Linked DNA regions of Homo sapiens: region 1 is linked to region 2. Evidence: chromatin loops called from intact Hi-C (ENCODE). Cell type or tissue: heart right ventricle. All regions are shown on one strand. Each heading gives the region's core, and the rest is flanking DNA. Links, peaks and the distances in the headings are about the cores only.

Evidence for each region. A loop is a pair of places that touch in the nucleus more often than their neighbours do. Peaks named below come from ENCODE experiments on the same cell type or tissue, not always from the same donor. Only the 100,000 strongest peaks of a DNase experiment are listed, where the experiment ranks them.
Region 1: it touches region 2 in a loop (11-fold over the local background); 5 of 110 quality-filtered maps call a loop at or near these places.

The regions. Positions count from the first base shown.
Region 1 is chr1:219,786,178-219,802,020 of GRCh38, reverse strand. LOC105372926 (a long non-coding RNA gene) reads left to right here. Exons shown (of 6, transcript XR_001738473.2): 3 at 4,723-4,769; 4 at 6,444-10,742; 5 at 11,573-11,673. Among named protein-coding and RNA genes, the nearest start is that of SLC30A10, 130 kb to the left of the region's middle. RefSeq lists an enhancer at 7,532-7,681. In heart right ventricle, for the core only: no CTCF peak of the experiment used is centred there; a DNase peak (open chromatin) is centred at 9,206.
Region 2 is chr1:219,732,277-219,748,119 of GRCh38, reverse strand. The region is part of intron 5 of LOC105372926 (a long non-coding RNA gene); the gene reads left to right. Among named protein-coding and RNA genes, the nearest start is that of ZC3H11B, 130 kb to the right of the region's middle. In heart right ventricle, for the core only: no CTCF peak of the experiment used is centred there; DNase peaks (open chromatin) are centred at 6,663 and 6,917; H3K4me3 peaks cover 2,679 bases; H3K27ac peaks cover 3,275 bases.

The sequences.
Region 1 (15,843 bases), core at 7,153-12,152, 51 kb before region 2:
CTCAGTGAGTACATAACTGAGATTATCTCTATTTATTCTAAGAATTTGGTAAAAACGTTAATGCAAACTTAAGTACAAAAACTGCTGGGCAGAACTGATTATCTACACCTGCTATCAGAGAGTGAGGGAATCCCTGGAGAAGCAGGGGTGCTATCACACAGTTAACAATCTGAGCAAGTCTCATCTCTTGAACCCCAAATTTAGTTTAGTTTACCAGACAGAATCCATGACTGCTCATCAACATAATAGACCAATGGTAAGTATGAGGATGCCAGATAACAATTTGTCTCATGATTAGAAGCTAAGGGCAGGTAGCAGCCATTCAGCAACCCTGAAATGACAAAGTTAGGGAATTGGGTTTTGAAAATGAGTCACCCAAACATTTTCTTTCCAAACATCTGCAGGTTGTTAGCCTGATTTATTTTGAATTAAAAAATCTTTTTGAGCTGGCTGACAGCTTATTTTAATTCCCAGCTGTTAAAATGTTTCAGCAATTGGAATTAGGGGCCGTGCCATTGCTTTTGATGTGGCGGGAGCCAGTTCAGCGCTCAGGTACACTTGGGGGACCTGCCCCTTCTCATCATGGCCCTCTATAGTTTTATTTCCTTCTGTTTAAGAGCTTGGTGCTTTGAGTTCTTTGTTTACGATCTATTTGCTTGGGTCTTATAGAACTGGTGGCCAAGGGAGTTTAGCTCATATTCCAGGATGTGGTGGCTTTTATCCAGCACACAGTGCTTTGTTGCTGTCTTAGATTCCTTCTGTGACAAGTTGGGGGATAAACAAATAAATAAATAAGTGTATATTTAATTAATATTGCCGCCTCCTTTCCCAAAATATGCTGAAGTAAACTTTCTACCCAAAGCAGTGGTTCTTATAAATGTTTTCAAGATTTTTATGCAGATTGTTGTCTTGGTAAAGGCTCATTTTCCCTGGTTTTGAACGAATGCCTCTCTTTTTTGTTGTGATTTTGGATAGGGGATCTGGGGACCTAGTCTCCTCTATCCTGATGCCACTTACCACAAACAGCTGACACCGCTACCAGCATCTATCATGACCACCACCAAGGAGCTGGTCCTGGCCACCCCTGACTCCTGTGGAATGCTGTCTGATCATTACTATTCCTTTTAATGCCTGATTTCCCCAAGGAATTATCTACACTAGCTGCTTTCCCTCTTCAGCTTCTCTTTATGCCTCAGTTTTTTCATTCTGTTTGTGGCTCATTCTATGCTTCTGTTGACACTGGGCTCTCAAAGGTCATTCATGGCTTTTTTTTCTTTCTTTCTTTTTTTTTTTTTCCCGAACATGTTTTTTAGAGCATGCTTTCAATTAGAAAAGTAGTATGGCTTATAATATAACATTTAGAAAACACAGACAAATGTAAAGAAAAAACATTCATGATCCTGTTTTCTAAAAATAATTATTTATAACATCTAGTTTACCTCCACTTGGACATTTTATTTGCATATGGGCATATATTCAAAAAATTGAGCTCCATGAGATTTGTAGTATTCATTCTTTTTCAATATCATGAGCACTCAGACCACTGGAAAATCCTCATGAACCATGCTTTAAGCATTCATGGCTTTTTAATTGGATCTCAGTCTTTTTGTTACTTGATTTCTTTGCTTATTTCATGACCTCCATGTATCTGCATTAAGGGAAATTATAAAACCAAAGCCTAGAATGACATAATGGGACATTCAATATTAGAGTAAAGATTTATGACTTTATTCAGTGGGCACCAAGAAATCCAATCCTGTTTTTTAAGCTGTAAAATGAAGCATCAGATTAATACAAAGATGAAAAAATGAATAGAAGAGACCATTATGAAGATGGTCACAATAGTCTAGGTGGAGATAGGTATTGAAAGTATTAATTAGAATAATAATACAGAGAATCTAATGTAAAGCAAAGTTTGGAGAAGCATTGAAAGAGTCAAATAGATAAGATCAGGGGAATGATAAAATATGTAGAGGGAAAGTGGAAGGAGAGAGATGCCTTTCTCTAATTATGTTCTTCAGTTTTGACTTTCATGTTTCTATTCCTGTTCTCTCTTTTTGTAGTATCCTTTTTTGGTCATCTCTTTTCATTGAAATCTACACTTTATTTTAAGTTCCGGGGTATACACGTGCGGGATGTGCAGGTTTTTTACGAAGGTAAATGTGTGTCATAGTGGTTTGCTGCACCTATCAACCCATCATCTAGGTATTCAGCCCAGCATGCATTAGCTATTTCCCTGATGCTCTCCCACCCTGCGCACTCCCCGCCCTAGCAGGCCCCAGTGTGTGTTGTTCCCCTCCCTGTGTCCATGTGTTTACATATGAAATGTATACTTTTTATCAGGATTCTTCCTCTTCATGAAATTTTTCTTGATTACCTCAGGCAGATATTATACCTCCAATTTCTTAGAATTCTGTCATACTTTCTATATCTCAAATTTTATCTCATTATTTTAGGGCAATGATCTCCTCAGCCGTAGTTAGGTAGACAGCTTGTGGTTTAGGCTTTAGATGAAGGTGTAGGAATAAGAAAAACGCAAAGAGGCAATTGAAAAGTATAAGATTACATGATCTAATGACCAAGATGAAATTACAAACTCCATTTCATGTGCGGTCTGAATTAAAAATACTTTAACTTGTGACAACATTTTCAAGTTAGCTCCTTGGGAGCTTTGTTAGGATAAAATGAGTAGGAGGAACTTACCCTTTGGTAAGAAAATACATCATAGTTTCCATGTCTCTCAAGGAACTGGAAGAGAGTGCTCATTCTTTTTTCTGGAAATTTAAGAAAATTATTTTATATTAAACAATTATCCTCTCTCCCTCCCTCCCTCCCTCCCTCCTCCCTCCCTTCCTTCCTTCCTCCCTCCCTCCCTCTCTCTCTCCTTTCTCTCTTTCCCTCTCTTTCTCTTTCTTTTTTTTTTCTTTCTTTTTTTTTTTTTTGTAGGATCTCCCTCTATCGCCCAGGCTGGAGTGCAGTGGTGTGGTCTCAGCTCATTGCAACCTCCGCATTCCAGGTTCAAGCAATTCTTCTGCCTCAGCCTCCTGAGTGGCTGGGATTAGAGGTGTTAGCCACCATGCCTGGCTAATTGTTTTTTTGTATTTTTAGTAGAGACAGGGTTTTGCCATTTGTCCAGGCTTGTCTTGAACTCCTGGCCTCAAGTGATCCACCCGCCTTGGCCTTCCAAAGTGCTAGGATTACAGGCATGAGTCACCATGCCCAGCCTACTATTATTTCTTGACAATCTTTCCTGAAGAATTTATCTTTATGTGACTGAATGTGAGTTAATTTGTTTTCTAGAAAGATGCATTAATACAAAACAATATTGGTTTTCCACTAGGCTTTTCTTTCTCTAAAGACCTTCAAGTCTTAAGAGAAATATGACATTGAGTGTGAAAGCAATATATTAGAGAAAATAAATATTCCCTGCCTCCAGCCTTCCATTTTAAATTTGGCTAAACTTTGGGAATCATTTTAGAAGAGTAGGGTAATATTTTGAGTGAGACTCTCTCAGATGCAGTTTAGTTGGGAATGAGTCATATGGGTGCTTTCTTAATGATACGTTATGACACATCACATGAAGATGACTGAATTTTCCTTTTCCTCTTTCTTTCCATTAGCACATTATCTACTTTGCCTCTTTTTCAATGATGAGTATCCAGCTTTGTCTTTTCACTTCCTTTCACATTTCAAGTCTGGTTTCACATTCAGAATTTATTAAAAATGACTTTGAGAAATGCTAATTTCACAACCATCTTCAAAGATTCTGTTCAGAGTTCTAGGATGGAGTTTAAGACATTGCATTTTCAGTGTCTACCACCATCACTCTCTGTCCCTAGAGGATTTAGGTACAGTTGGACTGTGGATTACGCTTTGAAAAATTCTGGACTAAAGGAGCTGATTGAACTTTATCTCTTATTACAGCATCTCTCTCCAATTGCCTTGGCCCATTAGTGAGCAACTACTAGATTTAAATTTGTATGTTTCTTCCAACGCATCTCTTTTGAAGGTTTATTATAGTGTTATGTACCCATTCAGAGCTTAGTACCTATAAATGGAGAGGATTCTCTGAAGATAACCTCCCTTTATCACTTCTAACCTCTTATTCTTGGGTTGTGACCATTTTGCTTACTCAGGGATTCCTAAATAGCCTTTTCAAAAAGTGCTCTAATGAGTAAATTAAAGTAAAAAGCATTTTTAATGATATTCATGTATCTGATAACGATTTGGACTTAACAATGCTGAAATTCTATAACTCAATGAAATGCACTTTTATAATGTTATACATCTATATTTAAATTACCTATTAAGATTTAAATCACAGCAAAACTTTCTTCTCTCAGATAATGCACTGTGGAAGTTATGAATTTACCTCTCATTTCTTTCCAGTAATTCTTTCTCCCATTTTGTGTGAGATATTTGTCTTTATAATTTGACATATTATTTTGGTGTTGCTTAAATATTGCAACTATTATGGGTAACTGAGCTGGCTATTGACATTGTTTGCCACTTATTATAAACAAGAAAATAATGAAGACAAGTCAAAAATGTCAGAACCTGTTAATGATGGGATCGCAGTTATGGTTGGATATACATCAAGGATGGGAGTAGCTAGCTGCTATTTATTATGACATTGTACCAAGTGTGTTAACTTTTGTTATTTCATTTTTTCTCATTTTATTCTTATTGACTCATGTAAGTATAATCATTCTAATGTTACAGAGGAGAAAACAGAATCTCAGAGAGTAACCTGCCTTAACCACAACAATGTAAGTAATAGAAGCAGAGCATGAATCCTGGCTTGCTTGACTCCAGAGTCTCAGCTTTCCCCACTACACTGTGCTGTTATGATGCTTAATTCATTTATTGTATGCCAACTTAATAAAAATAGATTTTATTCAGTGGAAACTCTCTGAATCATACTATATTGGTGGATGCATGTCATTATACATTTGTCCAAACCTGTAGAATAGAAAACACCCAGAATGAACCCTAATGCAAACTATGGACCTCAAGTGACAATGATGTGTCTATGTAGGTTCATCAATTGTAACAAATATTCCATTCTGTCCAGGGGTGTGGATAATGGAGGAGACTATACATGTGTGGGAGCAGGAGCTATATGGGACCTTTCTGTACCTTCCTCCTAATTGTGTTGCAACTCTAAAATGGATCTTAAAATATATATATGTATTTCTTTTTCTTTTTATTTCTTTTTTTTTTTTTTTTTTTTTTTTGAGATAGGGTCTCACTCTGTTGCCCAGGCTGGAGTGCAGTAGCACAAAATGCAGCAGCAGGATTCTCTTGCCCCAGCCTCCTAAGTAGCTGGGACTATAGGTATGCACCACCACGCCTGACTAATTTAAAAATTTTTTTGTAGAGACAAGATCTCACTATGTTGCCCAGGCTGGTCTCAAACTCCTAGGTAAAGTGATCCTCCAGCCTCTGCCTCCCAAAATGTTAAAATTACAGGCATAAGCCACTGCCCCTGGCCTAAATATATATATATATATATATAATTATTATTTTTTGAGACAGAGTCTTGCTGTGTCACCCAGGCTGGTGTGTAGTGGCACAATCTTGGCTCACTGCACCTTCTGCCTCCTGAGTTCAAGTGATTCTTATGCCTCAGGCTCCTGAGTAGCTGGGATTATACACATGTGCCACCATGTCCAACTGATTTTTTAGTAGAGACAGGGTTTCACCATTTTGGTCAGGCTGGTCTTGAACTCCTGACTTCAAGCGATCTGACCACCTCAGCCCCCCAAAGTGCCAGGATTACAGGTGTGAGCAACAATGACTGGCCAAAAATAATTTTTTTTAAAAAAGATTTTGTTCTGATTCTGATGGGGAATGGACTCTTTTCTAAAGTTACCAGCAGTTCTTTAACTGGTTAGCGCTACGTTAGGCATAGCTCGTAGTTTTTAGGGTGGCAGGTATGTAAAAAAAGAGGAGAGATGGACAAAACCAAGACAGCAGAAGTAGCTATTTGAGGGATTTCGGAACCCTTGACTGACAGTCACTTCCTGGGACAGTCCTGATTTTGCTGCTCTTTCCCCACCTCTTTCTTTTCAAGGCTTACTCCCTACACACTTACCCTAGCTCTAACCCTTCCTGCTGAGGGGCACCCCATTCACAAGGCAGCGGATACCAGATGTGAGGAATGGAAAGAAAAACGTTGTTACTTGATTGTTCTTATGAGTTATACACTCAGGCTCTTGGTTGGAGGGCTCTGATGTGAAAGCTTGGCTTCAAATCCACTGAAAAACTAGCATGATTGAAGTGGTGAACTGGAGATAGGGTGGGGGTGGCCTACCACGAGGACTAATTTGTTCTTTAAGTTTATCTAATGGTTTGTAAGGGTGGAAATATCTCTGGGGAAGTGTGATGGATTCTCCTAGGAAACTGACTTCACCAAATAATTCTTTTGAAACTGTTTTCAGAAAGGAGACAAGTGGCATGAATCTATTTACAAAGAGAATCACCTCTGTGTCTGTGACCCGAGAGCCATTCCCGTAGTGATACAACTTGGACATTTGTTCAGGAGGCAAGCGCTCACGCTGAGTGATTTTCAAAGCTGTTCGAGGGCATTTATCAGGCTTTTAACTCTAGGTACTCTTTCCCACGGTGTGAAGGCCAAGAGAAGGGATCCTGGGCTCTCTTCCCCGGCCCCAGGATGGGAATTCAGGGGGAAAAGGTCATCTACTCTTATCCCACAAAAGAAAACTTATTCATCAGTTGTCAAGCTAAGGAGCTTCGGAGTCCACAAATAGGGAAATTGCTAAGAGCTTATCAGTAGTGTTCACCCCCCAACCCAACCTGGGGCCACATGGAGAATGATGTTGGGGGCACCAATCTTGTCCTACTTCAGGTGAAAAGCAGGGGTGGGGGGTTCATTCTGAAGGGCTCCTTTGTTAAAATTCCTTCCAATTCCAGGAAAAACATGCACTCCAAAGCCATTATCTCTTTTACTTCTTACTAGGGGACTTCCAGGAAAGAGACAGAGGGAGCGAGAGAAAAAAAGAGGAGGGCAGAACAGCTGCAGTGAATTTAGTCGCCTCTCCAGTTGCTTTCCTTGTTGCAGAATATTTCACATCCCAGGATTTTCCTTCTTGTCCTCTGGACTGTTGATACACCCAAGATCTTAATATCCTTTCGATCACAGGTTAAAGACATGGGGTGGGGCCGGGGGTTGAGGGAGCAGAAAATTGTATTTTAAAGTTTTGTTCTATTTGTTTTATCAGCAATTAAAACTTTTTGTGGTCCCTACCCTGGGCCATGAGGCCACCCTGCTGTGAATTCAATCCAGCCTGACCAGCTAGGACAATGATCATATGAATTAATGGATCTTGATAGACCTCAGTTCCCCTCTTCTCGCCTCACTGAGCACAGCCCAGGCTTCAGTGGCTGCACGTGTGAGCATCCACTCCCACACTCTACCCAAATCACATGCTGAATTCATTGCACATGTGAGCCGTGCTGCACCTGTGGTCTGGAGATACCAGAGTAAATGTAGCTGTGCACCTCCTCTGGGTGTCAGAGGACCTGAGGTTGCTCCTCTGCCTCAATGAGGGGATCTTCCTTCTTCCCTCACATCTCTCCTCCTCTTTGAAGTCGGTAGCATGATTTGGACCCAGCCTCTTGGGAGAGGTGAAATACTCTTTCACTTTGGAACAGCTGAGGTTTGCTCATGGAATCGGAGGTGCTGAAGTCACAAGATCGTGGTGTGGGTGACGCTGGCGTTTCTTAGTAATGAGCCTTGCTGACACATCCCAGGAGAGGAAGTTAGGTTAGGGCAAGGCAAGTGAATGAAATTGATTAAAGGCTGCAACAGATTAAAAAAATTAATGTACTTCATTTAGGGTTATGATGTCTTCTTTCCTGGGTTAATCCATAGGCAATGTGGGATTAGGGCTCCTTAACCTACACCTGGAAGATTTCACGTCAGAGGAAGGTAAGATAGGGGAATCTGTAGGGGCTGGTCTGTGAGCCAGCATTGAGAGTTTAAATTGAGCCCCATAAGGAAAGCCTTCCTTATCTCCCATAACTAGGAATTACGATGGTGTCTGAGGAGGGGAGGCCTCTGGATGCAGGGTTTACTGTAAAACTGAAGGACAGCAAGGCTGATGCTCACAAGTGAGGGTGGAACAGGTATGGTAAAAGTGCTTTGCATTCAGCAGTCACTCAACAATGACTGAATTAAAGCTATTTTGTGATAAACTTTGTTTGATAGGCTACTGCCCCAGAATGTTTGCAAATATGCTCATTTTTGAGGTTCACAGCTGTCCTCTCCTTCCTGAGGTTCTACTGAGGCATCATTTACCTCCTGGTAGATGTGAGATGTGGTGATCACTATAGGGTAGGCAGCTTGGAAGCAAGGATTGGTGAGCAGTCTTTTGTTCTGAGTTACTACTGCAATGTAGGCCAAATTCCTCTAATTTTTTTTAAAAGACAGAGTGTAGATATTGATATTCTCATTTCCTTTGGAGCTAGAGTAACCCAGAGTAATAAAACCCCTTGGGCAAGCAAAGCAAACACAACTCAAGACAAACCACTTGCACGAGAGGCTTCAAATGGTGATTTAGATTTAGAAAGTTAAGTGATGGGATCTTGAAGACCACATATTCCTTGGGAAAGGCACATGATCTGGCCAGCCTGAAATGCATCATCAGCCCCTTTGAGGAGGTCAGTGACCCATGTTAATGTAAGGTATAAAATTCCAGGTTGTGGAATTCGGTGGTGCAACTCATGAGGGTTCCTACATTATAGCAATCTTTAAATGGTTTGATAAAGTTGAGAGAGAGAAACAAAACTGAAGATTCTTTTTTCTCTCTGAGTAATGAGACTCTTGGATGAAAGGCTTTTTCTATATATGGTTTTTAATCTTCATTTTCCACTTTCTGGTACCCAGATCGGCGCAGGGGAGATCTTTAACTTGGATAGCAGTTTGTATTTCTAATTCAGCCCCAGATTAGTCTCCTATTGTGTATATGAGATGTTGAACACAAAAGAAAACTGCCTGAGAGTGTGAGTTGTGGAGGTGGCTGGGCCAGATGCTTGCCTGAGTGATGAGCTGCAGATATCGGCTCAAGTGGAATACTAAAAAGGGCTGGTACATGACTCCAACATCATTGAATTTCCTTTTTCTCCTGCCAGTGGACATGACAACTGAGGATAAGGTGGCTGGGAGACCATGAGGGCAAATGTGACACAAGGCAGGAGTCTTGCCCGAGCTTGTCAGCTGGTTCTTATTTCCTCATGCTGCAGGAGCCTTCTCTGGTAGGGCAGAAAGACAATGAGATCTCCATGCGATTTTATGGATCAGTTTTCACTTTTCCAGATGCAAAGAGAGGAGCCATAATTACCTTGCATATGTTTTGATAGCATCCCTTGGGCAAGTGGAAGGGGTAACTCACAACAGATAAACTCTGCTTTTGCTCCAGAAATGTCTCCTGCATCTGCAACAGGGGGGTGTTGAGTGATGCTATAGGCAGCTGGAAGGGCTCATTTATTTGACCTAATTATTCCCAGTGTAGACCTGACTCATCATAATGGGCTCTTCTTCAAAGGAAATGAGAGCCAGATTGTCTCCTTGGCAGCAATGGAAAACAAATGCTATCCACAGAATGGCTGTTAGATTAAAAAAAGGTGCAACTTGCCTTTGGGGCCAGCTGATGTTTAATGATGTTACCAAGAATAGAGGACTGGAAAGAGAGTAGTGTCAACTTCTGACATTGTAGCTTTCTAAAAATGTTCTTAATAAAATTAACTTACCATTGGATGCCATGAACAAAAGTAACCACATACTCAGAATCCAAGGAAAAATGGAAGCCTTGGGGTGTTTTTATTAATAATCGATGAAATCTCTATGGGTACAATGGAGGACTTTTCACATAGAGACCTTATTATTTCTTAATCCTCTTGGATGCTCTATTGAAGGATTAAAATGATCTTTTTTTCCTAAGGGATGGAGAAATGGAGAAAGAGAGTTGAAATAACTCTCCTATTACCATCAAGCAAATCAAACACAGAATGGGACCAGCATGCCACATTCCCTCTGTGAAGCCTTGGAGTGCAACTGCATTAGCTCAATGGTGCATTTCACAACGTCACAACTTCATCTCAGATCATCACAAATTGTCCATATTGAAACCTGGGTGCAATGAGAATAATCACTTAAATTTTCTCTGGTCCCACTTTTCTGCTTTACAGTGGTAGTTGAGAATGTCATACCCCTAAGGACATGGGGAAGATGTGTCCTTGACTGATTGATCCCTGTGACACAGTCTGACACTTTGCTTTTGTTCAGCAATTCTCAAAGCACTGGATTGCAATGATGCCCTGTTGACAGCACTGTTCAAAAGTCGACCTGTTGTTGCTGGAACCTCCAAGAATACAGTGTTTGATCTCAGCCAGGATCCTGTCTTGGAAGAGGAGAGGGAATCCCAAAAACTACTTGTGAAGAAGATCCCATTGTTCAATCAAATCCTCGTCACTGTAGCAATCCATGCATGCCATTGCAGTTGGCATTCTGACACGTGTACACAGTGTTTTCATCTCTTCCCTGGAGTTGCAGCCAAAGCCTGAGATTCCTTTCGACACGACCCTGAAAAAACTCTGGGTTTGTGCTCCCCTCTGCTCTGCAATAACATACCAGCTCTGTGATGTGGCCAATGTTTACCTAGTTGGTGGGAGGACTTTTTAATATCAAAAGGAAAACATTTCTTCTGCATTCCACATAGGTAAGATGTGGTTTGCTGTTGTGCAGGGATAAGGATTTGGGGTGGGGAAGGGATGAAGAAAAGAAAAACAATCCCCCCACCCATGTTTTTTTTTGAAATTTTCAGGGCTAAAGTGATGGGTCAGAGTAGGTGAGCAAAAAAAAAAAAAAAATCATCAAGCAATGCGGGAAGATGAAAGATGAACAGACTTTGTTTTAAAGAGTCACAGTCATGACTGAGCATATGTTTCCTTTGCATTCAGTTCCAAAAATAGATGATTAGTAGTGAGAAGCAACTGGTTTCTGATACTTATCAGAGGTCAGTTAATATCATTTCCAACTGTTGGGGTTAGATATAGGGTAGGCTGTATATCTAATGGAAAGAGATTATAAAACTTCATGGTACCTTGGATTATATTTCACAAAGCTGTTTCTGGCCAGACAAAGCAGTTAGCTAAGTAAGAGGAATTTGCCCAAGGATAAAAGGGGCTGGTAAGTTGTAGTGATCTTTTTAGATACTCTCTGTTTTAAATAGTATGAATACACTGGCAGTTTATCAGTTATCATGGAACAGTGGGGGCCAGGGAGTGAGGGATGAGCAGGAGGGGACACACTGAAGACCAATTGGGTGAAGAAGCGGGTCCAGCTGGGTATAGAAATCAGTGCTCTATTTTCTCCATAGACCCCACAAATGGTAGCTTGCAGGCTAGAGATTCTCTGAACCTCTAATGTTACCTAGAAACCTGAAGAGGCTGAGGGTGCCCTGTTCTTAGGGAAAGAACAACCTTGCTTTAAGTTATGTTGTTAAATGTTTTGTCAGTTTGATTTAGTTTGTTAATTTCTCCAAAGCAGAATCTGCCAAGGACATTCCCAAAGATCTACTTACTTATTAGAGAAACCAAGAGAGTCCCAGCAGCACAGAGGGATCGAGAAGACTGAGAACAGAACTGGAGGTGAGAATATGGCCACAGGAGACCCCAGGACTTAACAAATGCACTGGTTTGACTTATTTTCTGGATATTTTCTGGATGTATATACTGCCTTTACTTCTCTTTAAAATAGGGGCAGTGCTAGAGGTATTGACGTTTCTTGAAATGTTCACAAGTCCTTGACACAGACTTCAGGGACTTGCAGTGATCTATGTAGACTGGATATGCTTCAAGTGGAAGGTTGTTGACTTTATTTTGGTCCCTAGGGTTAACATCCCACCTTATGGATTATTCAAGTTAAACTCTCAACAGCTGTTAGGGCTTTGTACTTCCACAGAGCTCAATCTTTCAGTTGACTGCTCATTGCTGAGCCCTGTACCATGCACTCTGGGAGTAATATAGGAAGTCTCTTCCTTAGGCATTGATTTGCAAAGGCTGAGTAGGTGAGAGTATGAAGGCGTGTAGGGGTATGGGCTAACTTTTTTTTTTTGATTGGGATCTCACTCTGCTCTCCACGCTGGGGTGCAATGGTGTGATCATAGCTCATGATAACTTCATACTTGAGCTCAAGTGATCCTTCAACCTCAGGCTCCCCAGTAACTAGGACCACAGGTGCATGTCACTACACCAGGACAATTTTTAATTTTTTGTAGAGACAGGGTCTCGCTATGTTACCCAGGCTGGTCTCAAACTCCTGGCCTCAAGCAATCCTCTGGCCTTGGCCTCCCAAAGTGGTGGGATTACAGACATGAGCCATCATGTCCAGTCTGATTTCTTCCTTTCTAATGTAGCTTTTCTTCTGAGGTTGAGGGAAACAATATAGTGCAGTTATTAGTATATTCTATAAATACTTATTGGGCATCTATCCTGTGACAGTCTGAGATTCAAAGGTTAATTAAGAGACAGAGAAGTCGTCAAATAATTTATGCTTGATTTACATTTCTCTCCTCTCACTAGACTCAGCTTCTCTAGCATAGCATTATTCTTCTTTACTTCCCAATCCCTGGCATCTAGCATAAACCCTGGCCTATAATTGGTACTCAACGAGTATTGAAATGATGTACAACAAGAAGTTTGCATTGATATTTTTCTTTCCTTTTCTCTAACAACTTTGCTTACACATAACAACTGACCATTTTCCTTCTATCAAAATAGAACATTTCCCTCTCTGGGCTGCTTATTTACCATTGTGTCTCTTACAGTTACTATGAGGAGGAATAAACCTTTCCCTTATTGGCAAGACTGCCTTGCTATTAGTACATATTATATCCCATAGAGGCAGAAACTTTTTATTCTTTTGTTCACCACTGTATCCTCAGCATCAAGAATATACAGGGCTTTTAATAATTATTTGTTGAATGAATACATAAAATTGAAATCAGGACAAAGGTTCTAACTATATGAGGCAGGTTAGGTTAAGCTTTGCTGCAGTAACAAACAAATCTGAAAATCTCAGCACCTGAGCATACGTAGGTTTATTTCTCTTTTGCACGAAGTTGGCTCTGGGTCCTGCAGCTTTCCAGGTCAGCTTCTTTCCCAGTGGCAACTTAAGGATCTAGTCTGATTGCGTCCTGTATATACCCAATCTAGAACATGCAGCTTTTGAGTTGCTGTATTATGCGAAGAGAGGGTACAAAGGTTGCATACAGACTCATAAGTGCTTTGACTTGGAAATGATCTGTGTTTCTTCAGTTCAGACTTTCGGTCATCAAATATAGGTAAGCCTATGAGTATTTGGTGAGCATGCCACACTAAGTATGTTATTCAGTGCTTGCTAAATGGTGCTGTAATTCCATGAAAAAGTAACTTGGTGTTCCCTGCTCACTCTTGCCACTTCAGTGCAGACTGGTCAATTTCCAATTGCCGTTTTCCTGAAGTCCATCTTGATAAGCCAGAGATTGCTTTGGCTCCAACATAAGAGGCTCTCAGTAGCAGGGAACTATGCTATGTTATGCTGGGGTTCAAATTTTAATAAGACATATAGCATCCACGGAGGAGTTTAAGCTGTTTAAATTTCTGGCTCCCAACTGGACTAAGCTTGTCAAAGGCAGCATTGACTCAACCAATGACTCAGGGAGTTGGTATATAAATACCTCAGATCCCTCACTGCTCTGGTGAGATGGCCCTGAGATGCATTTTCTACACTGGCTCCCAGAGATGTCATTTGGATTAAATTCCAATTATCCACAGTGGCAACTACCTTTATTGCTATCTCCCCTTCCCTGTCTCATTTTCCCATTTCCTGACTCCCCCAACAGTGTTTCTTGGGGTTCTCTCTAAAATTAACTATTTGCACTTGAATCCATGTCTTTGGGTCTGTGTATGGGGGAAACAACAAACTGAAAGAGAAGGTTAGAAGGTTATCTAGATAGTTATCGGTGTGTGTGTGTGTGTGTGTGTGTGTGTGTGAGAGAGAGAGAGAGAGAGAGGCAAAAAAACTTCATACAGATTAGGGAGGGGACCCTAGGGAGGCCTCTTCCTTCACTATCTGCACTTGGAGAACTGCTTAGGTAGCTGGAATGAAGGAAGTGAAAGAATACAAGCGAGGGGAAAGGAGAATCCCTGAGATGCCAGAAAGATTTTCTCCTATGCTATGCATTTAAGCACATAAAGTCTGGATCCTACTGTGAAAGTATTGGCTACCTGAAGTCTTGGGGAGAGGGATTCCCAAAGGTGTTCTAAAGCAAGCACTTCCTGGGCAGCCAACATGATACCTGTGGTAATTGGAGCCCTGTATTTATAAGCACTTCTTATTGGGATTCCAGAAGTGTAATTGGACAGGTTGACAAGTAGCTGTGGCTGCTTGTAACTGCAACACAGGGCTCAGAGTCCAGGCTGGGTGCAGTACTGAAGGAGTAAAGCATGTCGTTTGTGGTTCTCCACCTCTCCTTTTAGTGCCCTCTGCTCCTTTTTGGCGATCTGCTATACCCCAAGGGTCATATAATGGTAAAGAGACCTTATAATTTATCATCTAAACAAGGGCACTTAAAAAATTACCTTCCCAATATTCCAATGAGAAAACCAAGAAGTCATACAAGTGCTCCAAAGGCCAGTAAGTGGTGGCACCAGGATTTAAAGTAAGATTTGGGTGATTTCTTACTGCACCACCCATGTTCCGCGTTGACTCTGACAAAGGGCTTCCTGGCAGGGAGAATGGGGCTGGGGCTTGGGAGTCAGGAGATGCAGGATGATCCCAGGTTTGCTATTCACTCATACGAAAACCTTGGCAAGTCCTTTCTTTTCTCTGCTTGTTTTCTTATGTTTTGAGAGTTCTTTATATGTCCTAGATAACATGTTGCTTATCAGATACATGTTTTGTAAATATTTTCTCTTAGTCTGTGGCTTCACTTTTCATTCTTTAGCAAGCCTTTCACAGAGCAAAATCTTAAAGTTTTGGTGAAATCTGATTTATTAATTTGTTCTTTTATGGCTAATTGAAAGGTTTTCTCCCAGAAGCTTTATGGTTTTAGGTTTACCCTGAAGTCTACCATCCATTTTGAATAAAGTTTTGCATACAGTTTGGTGCCATAAATCAAAGTTAATTTTTTTACATATGAATATTCAATGGTTCCAGCATTATTTTTTTTTTAAGAGACAGGGTCTTGCTCTGTCACCCACGGTGGAGTGCAGTAGCATGGGCATGATCATAGTTCACTGCAACCTTGAAATCCCAGGCTCAAGCAATCCTCCTGCCTGAGCCTCCCAAATAGCTAGGACTACATGTGGGTGCCACCATGCCCAACTAATTAAGAATATATATATATTTTTTTAGAGGGGAGGTCTTGCTGTGTTGCCTAGGCTGGTTTTGAACTCCTGGCATCAAGTGATCCTCCCACCTTGGCATCCCAAAGCACTGGGATTACAGGTGTGAGCCACAGCACCTAGTCCCAGCACCATTTGTTGAAAAGATTATTATTTCTCTACTAGATGGCTTTTACACTTTTGTCAAAAGTCAATTGTCCACATATGCATGGGTCTGCTTCTGCACTTTCCATTCTGTTCCATTGATTATTTTGGTTTGTTTCGTTTCCATCAATACTACACTGTGCTGATTACTATGTTTATAATAAATCTGAACCAAGATAGTTTCAGTCTTCCAATTTTGTTCCTTTTCAAAGTTGCTTCAGGTCTTCTTGGTTCTTCACATAGTCATGAATTTTAGAGTCAGTTTGATAGTTTCTACAGAAAAACCTG
Region 2 (15,843 bases), core at 4,429-9,428:
TTGTGTGGATTAAATGAGATGATGTATGAGTATGTAAGAACCCTTAACATGGTGTCCAGCATTTTGTAGGTGTTCAACAAATATTAGCTATTTCCTCTTCTTTTGCTGTTCTCCTTCATGCCTAAGACAAAATTTATCTACAAGTAAGCATTCAGAAAATTGTTATGGGGTACATAATTATAACACCCATATGGATAGTACCTATTCTTCCCCAGTCTTGTGGTTTCTTTTTCTATTGAGGGATTTCTGTTAGTAGAACAACACCCTGGTTTCGTCTCCCTTGGGAAGGAGTGATATATTGGATAAGTTCGAGATGAAGAACTTTAGAATGGGGAAGAAAAGAAGCTTGTGATGAAGAACAGAATGAGGAAATAGCTCAGCCCCTTTTTGCTCTGTGTGTGTGTGTGTGTGTGTGTGTGTGTGTGTGTGTGCATGTGTAGCAGGGAGACATGGAAGATAAAAGGAGATTTGACTGCTTATAAGCACAGTCTGACCTGCTCCTTTATGCTGAAAGTTTTACAAGGGCAAGCTCCCACACGAGGGGGTCTTTGTTTTTTCAGCCTTATACGTGCATACTTCTGTGATTCAGTAATAAAGGGTTCATTGTTGCTGCACATGGAAGCCACATTCTTCAATATGAGATTGATCAAAAGTTAAAGTGGTATTTTTATCTACATATACTACTCTTTTGTGCCTCTCAATTGGATCTGAAATTGGGTATGAAAAATAGCTTTTTAAAAAAAAAAAAAAAAAAAACTCTTTTTTTTTTTTTTTTTTTTTTGAGACAGAATCTTGCCTTGTCACCCAGGCTGGAGTGCAGTGGCATGATCTCACCTTACTGCAACCTCTGCCTTCTGTGTTCAAGCGATTCTCCTGCCTCAGCCTCTCAAATAGTTGGGATTACAGGTGCCCACCACCATGCCCAGCTAATTTTTTGTATCTTTAGTAGAGATAGGGTTTCACCATGTTGGCCAGGCTGGTCTTGAACTCCTGACCTTGTGATCTGCCCGCCTTGGCCTCCCTAAGTTTTGGGATTACAGGCGTGAGCCATAGCGCCTGGCCAAGTCTTTCTAATATCTCTAACAATCTATTCTTCCAGTTTGTGTAATACAAAATTATATCAGTCCCACAGCATCCTGTTTCTCTTATCCTACTTTAAAAAGTCTCTTTCATATGAATTCGCAGGTCCAGTGGAATTCCAGGACCAGTGGAAGCCATCATTAATTTTTTTTTTTTTGTAAATTATCCAAAGCGCTCTTTATTGCTTTGACTTCTCGATGGATCCTTTTCATTTGGTGTCTTTCTGAAAATAATAACTTGTTTTTGAGGTTTTGCTATTTTTGGTGCACTTCTGTTATATTGACCTGTTAGAATCACAATTGCTGTATTTTTCATCTTAATATTTATTTTATTTAAAAATTCTTTATGTAAAAATTCTCATCTTTATCTTCTTCAGAGGACAAGATTTCACTATGGAACATGGTTAGAGGCCAAAATTGCTAACCTCTGAGTGACTATAAAATACTTGAGCAGATTCTTTTATCATTTTCCTCCAATTCTGACTTGGAACCTGTGTGTAGGGTCACAGAGAGGAGGGAATGGGAAGGAGGTGATGATTAAAGAACAGGCAGAAAAGATGGGCTATAGGCTGCCAAATAGGTTTATGACGGGGATTGGTAGAGAAGTGTTCTCTGTGCTAAGATGCTTTTTCAGAGCCCATTGAGCCCTGGGACAATTGATGATGTTCATGTGACACTAGTGGGGAATGAGTCAACATCAGTTGTCGGAAGGAGGGAGTTATCAAGCACACAGATGTGTCAGTTCTGAGAGACAGACTGCATTCTGTGGCATTTTAATGGAGAGTAAGATTGCCAATGAGCCACCAACTACAGAGCTCTATGTTAAGCTAAAGGAGAAACACCAGGGATTTCACCCTCTTCAGAGTGCTGGTGAGTTTTGTTTGAGAGCACTTCTCAGAACTGAGTTTGGGAAAATTTATCATTGACTCCAGAACAGCTGGAGTGGTTTGTATTGGGGGCTACTTTTTCTTTCAGAACCATTGTTCTGTCCATTGTTCATAGGATCCAACCACTGGGATAATAAGAGGTCAAAAGAATGCCAATTACAGGAACTCTTGGCCTATCCTACCTATATAGTGAGTTATCAGACTTTCACTTCACCAACCCTGCCCATAAAAAAACCAACAGAAGTGTATTCTCAGGGTCGTATTCATTTGTTAGCTAATTAACAATTTATTCACTGAACTCATTTTGGACCCTTGGCATTGGGCCTGATGATGGAAATATAACAAATCCATAAGCTGTGGCTCCTGGTCTGCTTTTGAGGGAACTCTGAGGTTTCAGGGGAGGCAGAAATCTGAACAGCTAAGCCACAAGCTCATACGAATCAAGAACTAAAGGTTGTGGAAGCACAGAGGAGAGGCCAGTCTCTTACACAGCATGAAGACATAGAGGGTGCAGCTTTTCCAGGGGAAGGAGTGACCAGCAATGTATACCATTTCTAAAACGTGCTGATGCGTTGAGTATCATTGAAATTTGCACCACCTGTTTCATTGAGTTTTCTCACGCTGAGGGAACTTCATGGAACACATGGGTGTCAAGACAGTCAGTTGTGAGCAGAAATGATTTTAATATCTTACTAATCATGATAACATCTAAATAAGTGTGTCATAAGAAGATAGATGCCTGTGAAGGAATTGCCTGAAAAAAAAAGTGTGGTTGAACCAGATTATTGCAGTTGGCTGAAGGAATTTCATTTTTCAAACATATTTGTAAACCATGCAGAAGCTTATCTGGGTGACCTTCTGGCAAGTAGCAAAGGGTGATGCTACCTCGGTGATGTCTGGGAGTGGTGAGGCTTGAGTTGTTTAGGGCCAGGAGGAGAAATAGAAGATATTTATTCTCCAGACACTTCTTATCAGATGCAGAGTTGGAAGTATCCTGATAAATCTGGCACTAGTTAAACATCCGCTGAATTATACACTCCCATGGGAAAAACCTACCCTTGAGAACTTGGTCTTTTTATTTGCTTTGAGAACCTCAGTTGCTAAACTATACAATTCCTGGAAGCATCTTGACAGCATGAATTGATTATGAAGACAGTGTTAGTAGCACTAAGGTTTCAGTGCATTAGGTCATTAGAGTTCTTCATCGTGAAAAGAATAGTTGGGACATTTGCTGAAAGGATGATGACATGAAAGAAACACCATTTCCCACCAAATCTACAAAGGTTACCATGGCATTACCTGCAAGCAGCTTGCACAATATAGCAGACTTTGGGCAGATCTTATTGTAGTCAGTGTTTCCAGAAGTAGCCACTGAGAATGGACATGACCTTTCAAAATGCTGCTTTATTTTTTGTGATTGTGAAAATGGCAAGTGGCTGGGCATGGTGACAAACACACATAATCACAGCATTTTGGGAGGCTGAGGCAGGAGGATCACTCAAGGCCAGGAGTTTGACACCAGCCTGGCAACATAGTGAGACATCATTTCTACAAAAAAAGAAAAAAACATTTAAACATTAGCTGGGTATGGTGGGATGCACCTGTAGTCCTAGCTACTTGGGAGGTGGAGGTGGGAGGATAGCTTGAGCCCAGGAGTCTGGGGCTGCAGTGAGCCATCATGGTGCCAGTGCACTCCAGCCTGGGTGATGGAGAGAGACTTTGTCTCTATTAAAAAAAAAAAAAAAAAAAAAAGAAAGAAAGAAAAGAAAAAGAAAAAGAAAGGTAAATTATTATAAACATGGAGGCCAGGGCATGGTTCTGTAATCAAAGTATTGAGTAGAAGGAAGAAAAACAATTTTACTAACCATATATATATGTATGAAATCATTTAATCCTCATAATATGAAATCATTTAATATGAAATCATTTAATCCTCACAATAACCAGTTAGACATCATTGCTCTCATTTTACTGAGAAGGAGGCTGAGGCGCCAAAAAATTAATGAATTGAGTCAGGGCAGAAAGTGGAAAAGACACTGGACCAGATCTTAGAACCTAATACTTATTTCTTTGCAATGTGATATTGTGTAAGTTATTTAGCCTGTAACCTCTGTGTCTAATGTCTCAGTTTAATGATTGAAAAGATAATAATTCCAACAATAATATATTAGTGTACTACTTTATACTTTATGAATGTTTTTCATATTTATTATCTCATTTGTTCTTCACCTAATGCCTGTGTAGTAGCTGGCATAGTTGACACAAAATAGTGGAAAGTGCTAGAGTCCTGGGTTCAAATCCTGGCTCTGCCTTCAGTCTGCCCTTTCGAGATTCAATCTCATTTTCACTGCAGTCGAGATAATAATGCCTATTTGCAGCGCTGTTGTGAGATCTGAAAGAGATAGATGCGGGTAAGCATGTTTAACAAATGGTAGCTCCTATTAAGGGCCCATTTGAGGGATGAGAAGAATAATACTTAGATACTGCATGAGTTCCTCAAAGTTGCACACAACATTCTAGGCAGTGAGGTAAGGAGTTAGAAGCATAAGCTTTGGAGTTAGGTGGACTTGGGATTTAATTCTAGCTCCATTTCTTCTTCTTCTTCTTCTTTTTTTTTTTTTTTTTTTGAGACGGAGTCTTGCTCATCGCCCAGGCTGGAGTGCAGTGGCGCGATCTCGGGTCACTGCAAGCTCCGCCTCCTGGGTTCACGTCATTCTCCTGCCTCAGCCTCCCGAGTAGCTGGGACTACAGGTGCCCGCCACCATGCCTGGCTAATTTTTTGTATTTTTAGTAGAGACAGGGTTTCACCGTGTTAGCCAGGATGGTCTCGATCTCTTGTCCTCGTGATCCGCCCGCTTTGGCCTCCCAAAGTGCTGGGATGACAGGCGTGAACCACCGCATCCGGCCCCTCTAGCTCCATTTCTTATAAGCTGTGTGATCTTGGGCAAGTTATTCAATCTGTCTGAAATTTAGTTTCCGCATATGTAAAATTATCTGTAAAATAATCATAGCTTCTTAAGTGGGTGGGTGATGGAGATGATAAAATAAAAAGCACCTAGCTAAATGCTGGTCTCTTTCCTTCTTTACGCTCCCTCCTTTCCTTTCTTCCTTCTGTCCTTTCATTTGTAATCTGGTACATGCCCAATACATGTTAGAAGATCAAATATAATCTTTTTTAGAGGAACCAGCTTGATGTTGTAAAAAGCTCACAGGCTTTGAAGTTGAATGTGTAATGGTTGAGGTTGAGGAGTCCTGAACTGACCCCTCTAGCTCAGTGATTTTGTGCGAGTCACCTCACCGTCCTTTAAACCGACTCACCTGTTAATGATCCTTACCTTAAAGGGCCACTGTAAAGAGTGCAGGAGGGAGATGATTTGGATGGTGCTTTGTAGTGTCATAGAGCTAGAGAAGTGTTATACTTATGAATATGGAATTTTGGGCATTAGGCAATAAATTAGAAGATGTTTTTGTGAGTGAGGGCAGTGGGCCTAGATACCAAAGTTTTTAGAACAAAAGGAAAGTCCTGTCTCAGGCAGAGCTGAGACAGGTGGTTCAACTCTCACCATGTTGCTGTCATTGCTCATCTCATTAGCCCAGTCCTTCTCTGTGCCTGGTACTGCCCAGACTTACCAAAAGGAATCTGTAAGTCCATATGCATATGTATATTCCCAACCAATGAATTTAAAAAGTAGATTTTCTATCATTATTCTTACCAAAGTTTTCGTTGTTAAAAAGAAGCCTAATGGCAGCGAAAGCTAGAAGCTACTTCACTTGAGTGGGGCAATTCTCTGGTGGCAAGGACTGGGTCTTACTTATCTTTGTATCCTAGTGCCTAGCACAGTATGTTATGAACTTAGTAGATATTCAAGAAATAGTGTGAATAAGTGAATGAATAAATGTGTTTTTTTTCATTGACTTAGCACTATGCCCAGTTCCTCCCTTTGGAAGCCTACAGAGTCCAGGTGTGGCCAACTTGACCTCTGGCTTCCTTTGCCTTTTCATGTGAGTTGATCTGCCTCTGGGCTTACAGAGCTTTTGTTTGAAGAGTATCCTGCTCCCTTGGAGTTGTTTGTCTGATAGACTTTTCTCCTCACAGGATGATGATATCACTTGAGAAATTCAGCTCTTAAAAATTCCATCTCGTCTAAACTAGGAAACAAGCTCATCTCAGTCAAGCTGTATACCTGTTATTATATCTCAATAATATCCTGCCCTACTATCCCTTTTGTCTTTAGTGTTAAGAGAAAGAAGAAAAGCAACAACCCAAAATGACCTACATGAAACATCTCAAAAGTTTTCAGCACTTAGTTATTATCACCTCTCATGGGAAAAAGCCTTAGGCAAAATGTGGGAAAATGGTCCCTTAAGTGGAAAAAATGAAGAAAGGGAAAAAAATGAGATCAGTGAAAATAAATACAGTACAAAGCTCCAAGTGATTCAGTTTTGTTAAAAGTAAAGTGATGATAGGTAGAGGGAGTGCTCTGATTGTGAGTTATTTTCTAAAACCCCAAACAAGGGATTTGGAAAGCTGAAAGGCAAATCTGTCTCTTAAACTTCCCCAGAGAGATCTTTCAGGGAGAGCTAATATCTGTAGCTATTTTGGGAAGGTCACCTATTAAACAAGAACCTTGTGTGCTGAATTCATTTGGGGCTAGCACTCAAGGTCGTGGACATCCATGAATCAAAATGTTCCCGAATGTGGATTGTCTGCAGCCAGTTGGAATCTGGTGGAATTTCTTCAGGAACTGGAACACCATCCTTATCCCTACAGCCTCCACTGATGTCACAAAACTCTACAAAGGAGCCCTCCAATGGATCTCAAATCTTTCCATACATTTGAATGGCAGATCCATTTTATTCCAAGGAATGTTCTCAGGAGCAGAGATGTGTGGCCCAGAGGCTCACATATTCTTTTCTGGTTGGTGGTTGTGAAATGCACGGTGTGGTGGTAAAGGTCCAGGAGCCTGGCATTTCTTGAATTTGGACTTGGGCCAGATGGTACGTGACCCAGTGTTCTGGGGGCAGAATACTGGAACTTTGGTGGCATATAGCAGGTTAAAACATAGCTTGAGAATCAGATATTTCTCTCTCAGTTGCCTACTGATTAAGTGGCAGAGGACAAGTTAAGTATTTTGGAACTTACCGCCATGTTTAAATAAGATGAGTATAATATTTAGATCACGAGATTATGTGATGATTAAATTACGCAGGCAAAAAGTGTCCTGAACTGAACTTGATCAGAGTAAGTAGTAAATGTTGCTATTGTTATTATTCTCCAGCTAGAGAGCTGGGAAGAGAAACAGGATCACATATAGGATGTGAGCAAGAGGATGTTCTTCTATTGCTTTTGTATTTTCTTTTTATGAGGAATCACTGAATTTGCGTTGTTGAAACATTGTCACAAATGGAGTTTGTAACATTATTACAAATAGAATAGCATTTTGTTACTCCTTGAAACATTGATGCAAATGGATTTAGGTTCCAAGGCAAACCCAGAATGTTGCTGAAATAATGTGCTTTAGCAACAAGATTTTGCATTTTCTCTTTCTTCTCGTTGCCAGTGTAAGTGATTTAATTTGTGTGAGCTGCTTTAGGAGATTTATCATACTGTTTTTATGGGTAAATCCATTCCCAGCTACAGACAACTGGAATATAACTTATTTGTGTGCTGGAGGCTTCCAGTGCTGTTTTAGGAGGATTTTAATTGTGTTGGAAATCAGTACTCATGACTCCTGGTGAATATTTTTATTTTTTTAATCCTGCAGGAAATTTCTAGTGCTTTGGCTAAGCGGCTGGGAGGGAATCTCAGCCTTTGGCCACAGCTACCTTTCCCTTTTCTTCTCTGTCTCCTTTTCCCTTTGGTTCCTCTCCCAGGATCTTGGGTATTTCTCTGGGCAAATGAGCCTGCTTGAATGACTTCTATGTGGGGCTACTGTTTTGATGCTGCCTTTAAAAATATGTCAATTCAATAATTTTACTAAAGAAATATTTTTATAGTAAGCAGTTGGTTACTTAAGGTTAAAGTTATTTAACCAGTAACCTTAATCTAATTCATAGAGTAAGCCTATAACATTTCCCATTTCCACGACATCCTGTTTTCTCCTCATCCCTACCAGTAACAGGTATTATTGTTATTTTTAATTTTTTGTCAGTCTGTTAAATTTTAAGTGTTATTTTCTTATACTTCCTAATAAATTTATACCTATTTTCACATGTTTGATGGCTATTTAGAACTGTTCTTCTCTGGATTGTCTATATATCCTTTGCCTGTTTTCTATTAGTTTGTCTTCCTGACAATTTGGAAGAACTTTTTAAAAATAAATAAACTGTGGACATTAGCCTGAATGTGTTCTGTTTGGTGAACAAATAGTCTCTCTCTCTCTCTCTGAGTTTCCAGTCTTGTTAAAATGGCATCATCCAGCCTTATGCTGATTTAGATGACTTAGAATGGTTTTTCTTGCAAGATTGTGTTTTGCACATATGTTTAAGCCATTAATCCATATGAAATTCAGTTTTGTATGTTGTATAGAAGACCACTTTTATTTTCTTCTGGACACGTGGCCACTTATGACAGCAGCATTCATTAAATAATCCACATCTTCCATGCCTTCATTCTATTTTCACCTCTTATTTGTACTGGGATCTATTTCTGTATTTACTATTCTGTTGTTGTGATTAGCGTGTCTATTTCTACCATTATTAAATTGATCTGATTATATTGGTTTTGTAGTGTGCTCTGTGTCTTGTTTTTCCTTCTTTTTCATGTTCATTTTGGTTCTTCTTAGGCATTTATAAATCTATATAAACTTTAATAGGTATCTAATTACAAAATAACCCCATCTGTTGAGATTCAAATTGGAATTGCATTACATTATATATTCATTTGGGGGAGATTAATTTTTAATAACAGTAAGTATTTTTACTCAAGAACCAATGTAAGGAGAAATACAAATTAAAAGTAAGAAGCTTACTTCTCTCTGTAAAAATAAGGGAAGAAACTTCTTCCCCATATTCCTTTTCTTTCAGATTTTCTTTATGAAATTCTCTTTTCAAAAGACAGTTAGATATATGAGTCTGGAATTCAAGTGAGAAGTCTGGGCTAGAGCTATAAAACTGGGAGTCATTGGCATATGCTATTTAAAGCCATAATATTGTTTGAGATCACTAATCAAGTGCAGATGAAGGAAAAAAGGGACCAATATTAAGATATTGGGGAATGACAAAGAATGGCTAGATTACTGAGGAAAATTAGGTGATTAGAATTTCTTGGAACTAAGTGAAGAAAGTATGTATTTCAAAGAGGAGGGAATGATCAGCCATGCCAAAATGCTGCTTACAGGCAAAGTAAGTGGATGTTGGATTTAGGAACATGAAAGTCATTAGTGATCTTGACAAGAGGTCACCAGTGGAGGAGAGTGTTAGAGGTGAAAGCTTGATTAGGGTATGTTTAATGCAGACTTCGAGGATGACAATTAAATGTAATGTATGGTCCTCAATTGAATCCTGGATTAAAATGCCACCATCACTGTCACCATCACAGATACTATCATCATTATCACCATCACTGACAATAATAAAAAAATCTGTAAAGAACATTATTGGGACAAATAGAGAAATTTAAATAGGGACTATTAAATAATATTGTAGCAATGTTAAATTTTCTGATAGTGAGGACTGTATTGCAGTCCTATAGGAAAATATTTGTAGGATATACATACTTAAGCACTTAAGGAATGACATAATGTTTGTAATTGACTCTGAAATGGTTCCTCCAAAAGAATGTGTATGTGTGTGCATATACTTCACACTTAAATACATACATATATGTGTATATAAAACATGTATTTGTATATGAAGACTAGAGAGATATCATGGAAATGTGGCAAAATATTAATAATTAGTATATGGAGGTGGAGGGTACATGGATCTTCATTTTATTATTCTTATACTTTTTGGTGAGCTTGGCATTTTCTAAATAAAAAGTTGTAAAGAGAAACATTGAGAATGGAAGAAGAGGAATTAGAAACAGTGCATATAATTTATGTTTTTATCTAGTGCACAAGTAAAGATATTAACTTTAGATGGGAGCACCAATTCCTCCTCTTCAGTAAAAGGCAGAAAAGTGGACTACATGAGTACAGATTTCAACAGATGCTGATAGATATGGTAGTGTGGGTCTATACCTTTTCTTACAAAAGTAACCTTTTGTATTTATTTTCTTTTGGTTGTTCAACTTTCTTAGTGAAGTGGGAAATAAGATCATCAACTGAACATAAGGATGGGTGAGGCTTAAGGAGAGAGAAGCGCTGAAGTGGGAAAGTGAAGGCACTACGGAAATGCAATTTCTGATTAGCGTTAAGGGGCCACCTGGGGTTCAACAACAAGCAGACTTAAGGTAAGACCAGTCGGTGTAGCTGTGTGTTTTTCTTTAGTCAAATTCAGATACTTGGTTGAAGGTATGAAAGTTGAAGTGGATTTAGTCAGGGTTGTGGTTTCCCAAGAAAGGACAATACTAGAGAGGACAAGAATTGTTGAAGGTGTATGCAAGGACATGATTATGATCACTCATGGAGTAAAGCTGGGAGAGGGGTGAGGCCTGGTGAAAAAGTTGTATGATCAATGGATTGGAGATCCTGTTGAGGGAAAATGATAAAAGTTGGATACCAAGGAGAATTATCTGGAACGACAGGAGGTGGTGGTCAGAGAGTGGGAGATATGAAATGGCATTTACGGAGGGGTTACAGTTATTGCCAATAGTGAACTACTCTTGTTTTTCTGGAATATCTTCCTTACTCATAGTATACTATTCATTGGCTGGATTGCTAGAGTTCTATTTTATTTAGATATTTTGCATTTATATTTAAAAGTGAGATTATTCTTATTTGATTCTTTTTTTTTTTTTTTTTTTTTTTTTTTTTTTTGAGACCGAGTCTCGCTCTGTCACCCAGGCTGGAGTGCAGTGGCACCATCTCTGCTCACTGCAAACTCTGCCCCCCGGGTTCACACCATTCTCCTGCCTCAGCCTCCCCAGTAGCTGGGACTACAGGCGCCCGCCACCACGCCCAGCTAATTTTTTGTATTTTTAGTAGAGACGGGGTTTCACCCTGTTAGCCAGGATGGTCTCAATCTCCCGACTTCATGATCCGCCTGCCTCGGCCTCCCAAAGTGCTGGGATTATAGGCGTGAACCACTTCTCCCGGCCTATTCTTATTTGATTTTTATGTTCTGGCATTAGAGATATATTGGTCTTATAAAGTGAATTGGGAAGCTTTTGATAATTTTGGGAACAGGTAAAGCTTAGCTGTTGACTTACCTGTCTTGTGCCCTTTTCCATAGTAGACTTAAATCACTTTCCAATTTATTTCAATAGTTATTAGTTTATTCAAGTTTTCCATGTCTCTCAAAAATTATTTTGATATTACTACCAAGTCATTTCTTTCTTATGGGTTTCAAAACTTGTTGCCACAGGGTTGTATGAAATATTCTAGTTCTTTTTATCTCCTGAATCCGTAATTTTATCCCTTTTCTTATTCCTAATTTTGTCTATTTGTGCTATAATCAGGTACACAATGGTATTATCTGTTTTACTTTTTTCCAAAAGTAACCTTTTGTATTTATTTTATATATCTACCAATTTTATTTTATTCTTCATTAATAAAATATTTTAGATTTATTAATTCCTTTCTCCTGTGTGTTTTTTCCTTTATTTTAATGATCTGTTAAATGAGTGAACTGACTGGGCACAGTGGGTCATGCCTGTAATCCCAGCACTTTGGGAAGCCAAGATGGGAGGATTTCTTGAGCCTAGAAGGAGCTTGAGGCCAGCAACATGCCAAGACATTGCCTTTCCAAAAAAACAAAACAAAAAAAAACTGTGAACAAGGATTCTTTGTTTTATATCTATTTTTAAATTACGAAGACATTTAAAACTGTGCATTTAATTTTTGCTTAGTGTCAAAGAATTTGAAACAAACTCCTTTTCATTGCTCTTCAGATCGTTTGTGATTCAGATTGTCTCTTTAAGCATTGTCTAGATATTTGTGAATAAATTTTCAACTATTTAATATTTTTGGCACCAACTTTTTATTATTTGTAATTGTATTATATTATTATCAGAAAATATGGCTTATAAAATTTATAATACATTTAGCCTGTGAATTTTCTTTTGTGGCCAAGTACATAACTTGCTTTTGTAAACGTTCCTTCAATATATGAAAGAAATATGTATTTGCTATTTAAGGGATGTAAATTTTTTTTCTATCTGAAAATCAAGTATTATTTAATTTGCCTTTGACTTATTGTTTACTATATATAACAAATTCTGTAATAAGTGTATTAAAATAGCTTCTTCTAATTGTATTTTAGTTGAATTCTTCTTTTATTTCTATTTTTATATGCTTTACATATTTAACTTATATTTTGTGATGTGTATAGGTTTATCACTATTTTATCTTCTTCGTAAGTTGTGCCTTTATTTACATAATGTTCTTATTCATTCTGTTTAATATTCCTATCTTTAAATTCTACTTGTGTGACATTTTTCTTGCCACTTCTATTTTCTTTTTCTTGATATTTGCCTGAATTTTTTTGCCTTTTGCTTTATTGTCAACCATTCTTTATTATTTTTTAAAGTGTTTTTTATAAATAGAATATAGCTTTATTTTTGTATTTTAGCTTAACCTGTCAGCCTCTTTTCTTGGTTTGTTGTTGTTGTTTGTTTGTTTGTTTTTGAGACAGGGTCTCGTTCTGTCACCCAAGCTGGAGTGCAGTGACATGATCTCGGCTCACTGCAGCCTTGACTTTTTGGCCTCATGTGATCCTCCCACCTCGGCCTTACAGGCATATGCCCCCATGCTTGTCTAATTTTTTGTATTTTTTTGTAGAGATAGGGTTTTACCATGTTGCACAGGCTGGTTTCAAACTCCTCTAGTCTCTATTTTTTAAACAGGAGAATTTAGTTATTTTCCATTGGTTGTAAAGACTTATATACATGCCTTGTCCTCATACATCTTCCCTCCCTGGATGCTGGGCACCGTCAGATAGTCGTTCTACTTTGTGGACTCCTTGAGGATCAGGTCTGGTTGTAGTCATACTATGCTACAAATGGTTGCAATTCTACCAGCAGACAGGAGGCTGCTGGAATGTCCTTTCTTGTATTCTTTCAGCCTCAGGGGTGCGGACTCACTCCATTCCTTTAGCTTCTCTCTAGATTTCTTTAGGCCAACTCTCCAGGGAGAAATGCCAGCCCCAGTTTTTTCTGCTTAATTTTCTTCAGAGCCCAAGGTCTTATTTACACCTGGGTCATCATGGACTTCAGCAGCAGTTTGGCTCAAGAACTGTGTACAGACTGGAGTTAGGAGTGGAGAGGTTTTGAGGTGAGTTGAGGCTGTCATTTTCCGAATGTCTTCTAAGACCTGCCACTGATGTTTATAATGACCATTTTTTTCTTCAGTTTTGACATATATGGTTTACCACACAATAGGGTTGTATTTTGAGAAAACGCTCAGTAGTCTTCTCCTCTCTATATACTTTGGCTCATACTTAGACAAAGCACCTAACTGTAAATAGCCCAGTAGGGATACTGAGCATCAATAAAATAAGAAAGAGCAAGTGGTTTATTTTTATGGTCAAACTGCTTGGCATTAGTTTTTAGAAAAAACTTGTCAAGTACTTTCTGCCCTCATACTCTTTAAACCAGTCAGAGGCTAAGGGGCACTGTCAGAATGTCCTACTTTGGCTTGGGAATTTCTTCTTTCTTTTTCTATATTTTCTAGGAGTCCCTAGTACTTCTACCATAAGCCTATCCATTCTGGGACTCTGACAATGATTCTTAACTGTGATTGTTATCAAGATCACTCATAGATTTTAAAAAGATACATATATCAGGGTTGCATTGGCTCTAACTTTGTGTCTTTGGAGCTCAAACTTTTTTTTTTTTGGTAAAGGCTCTTAGGTGACTGATATATTCCCAGGGAATTATCTTCTCATCGTTGCTATGCTCTTTTTCTTTCTTATTCCCCCTTTTCTTAAATACACCAAATCACTGACTTTCATTACTAGCACACTTCAAAGGCTTAAAGAGTTTTTCAAAAAGGCTGGACCTTTCTAATGTCAGACATGCATTGACTCTCCACAGCTACTGCGCTTAGCATTATGAATTTGCTCTCTAGGGTGTGGTCTCAATTGTGTAAACAGATTGGCCTTCACTCCCTTGTATATTCATGGCTGGAAGTGGGAACAAGCATGGACACTGAAAGTTTTGAGCAGTAAATGTCCCTTTAAGTCTATGTCAGATAGCTTCTATTTGTGCCTCTAGATCCATTCTCCACCCTTATCTCCTTGCCCTCTGTTCCAGGAAGCTGACCTGTGTGGACTATAGCAATAAGTTCCCTTTCTTGATGAGGCTGGGCCAACTGGGAGCCCTGGTAAGAGAGCAAGGTTGATATATTCAGTTCCCTTTTTCCTTCTTTGTGAGGACCTTGAGCTGGCTGTGGCCTCAGCTGAAGGTCACTATTCCTTTCAACGTGGCTTCCTCTATGTGGTATTCGTCTTCTGGTTTCCACCATTCTCTCCTTTCTCTTGCTTCTCTGGCCTAGGAGTAGTAATGGCTATGTGGCGATCTTGCTCTTTCCTGTACCTGATCTATGTTTTTGGAAATAGCTCCATTGTAATTAAACCCTCTGCCTTGTCTTGGGTGTGTCATCTGGCTCCTGGTGGGATGCCAACTGACCCTCCCTATTTCCCATGATAACAGTGACCCTGATCTCCCTGCTGCTTGGTAGGAAGTTATAAAAATGGCAGGATGATCATTAGTCTTTTTAGCAGATTCTGTGGTGTGTTGCCCAGACTTCCTCTTTCAAGACTTAAATACTCATTCCTTCAGCTGCTAAGAGTGTTGGTGGCTGAGTTCCCTTCTGGAGATTGTCCTCCACTGAAGAGAACTGCCTCTACCAAGAATGCCTTTCCTGGGGCAGTCTGCATCTGGAGACTAGTCAAATGCAGTGTGGTGATCAAAGACATGGCTCCTTATGCCAATTTGGGATGACTGTGCAGGGCCGTTCCAGCTCCTTTGTTGTGACTGTCCAGCTTTTCCCTCTGCCCAGTCTTTCTTCCTTCACTCTCCTATAAATGTCGATCCTGAGCATTCTAACCATTAAGCTTCCTTCACACAAACCTCTGAGTCAGAGTCTGAATTCCCCAGGGAGTCCAGCCTATCATAGTCTTCAATCTGCAGCCCCACCCCCCCCAACCCAGTCCCCCACAGCTGTCTTCTTGATCTGTCTCCACCTGTCCTCATCACTTACCTATGGGAGCAGACCTGGAGGGTCTTCATTTTGAAGGCAGTTTCCAACACAAATGAAGGATACACATATGAGGGAAGTCTAATGAGAGTGATTCTAGGCATGAAAATATATGGAGAACTGGGTGTGGGGAATCCCCTAGGGTGTCTCAAACTTCAAGATACATAATTAAATTCCTAGAACCAGGGTGGAGAGAGGAAAGGGGACTAGGAACAACAAAGTAAATACAAAGAAAAGTAGAAAGAGTTGGTGGCTAAATGGACTATTTGAAGGTGTGTTTTAAATTAAATGTTATTATGATTTTTAGAGATGAGTCTGTTTCCCAGGCTAGAATGCAGTGGCTATTCACAGGCACGATAATAGCACACTATAGCCTCCAACCGGCCTCAAGTGATTTTTCCCGCATTGGCCTCCCAAGTAGCTGGGACTACAGGCATGTACCACCATGCCCAACTTTGGGGGATTGCTTTTGAAGCATAAACTGTCCCAAGATGGATTCAAGATGTTAAACTAAATAAAGCTGTGTACGCTGTCCCATCACCTGCTAAGGTCTGTCTAATCCAGATTTGTAGGCCT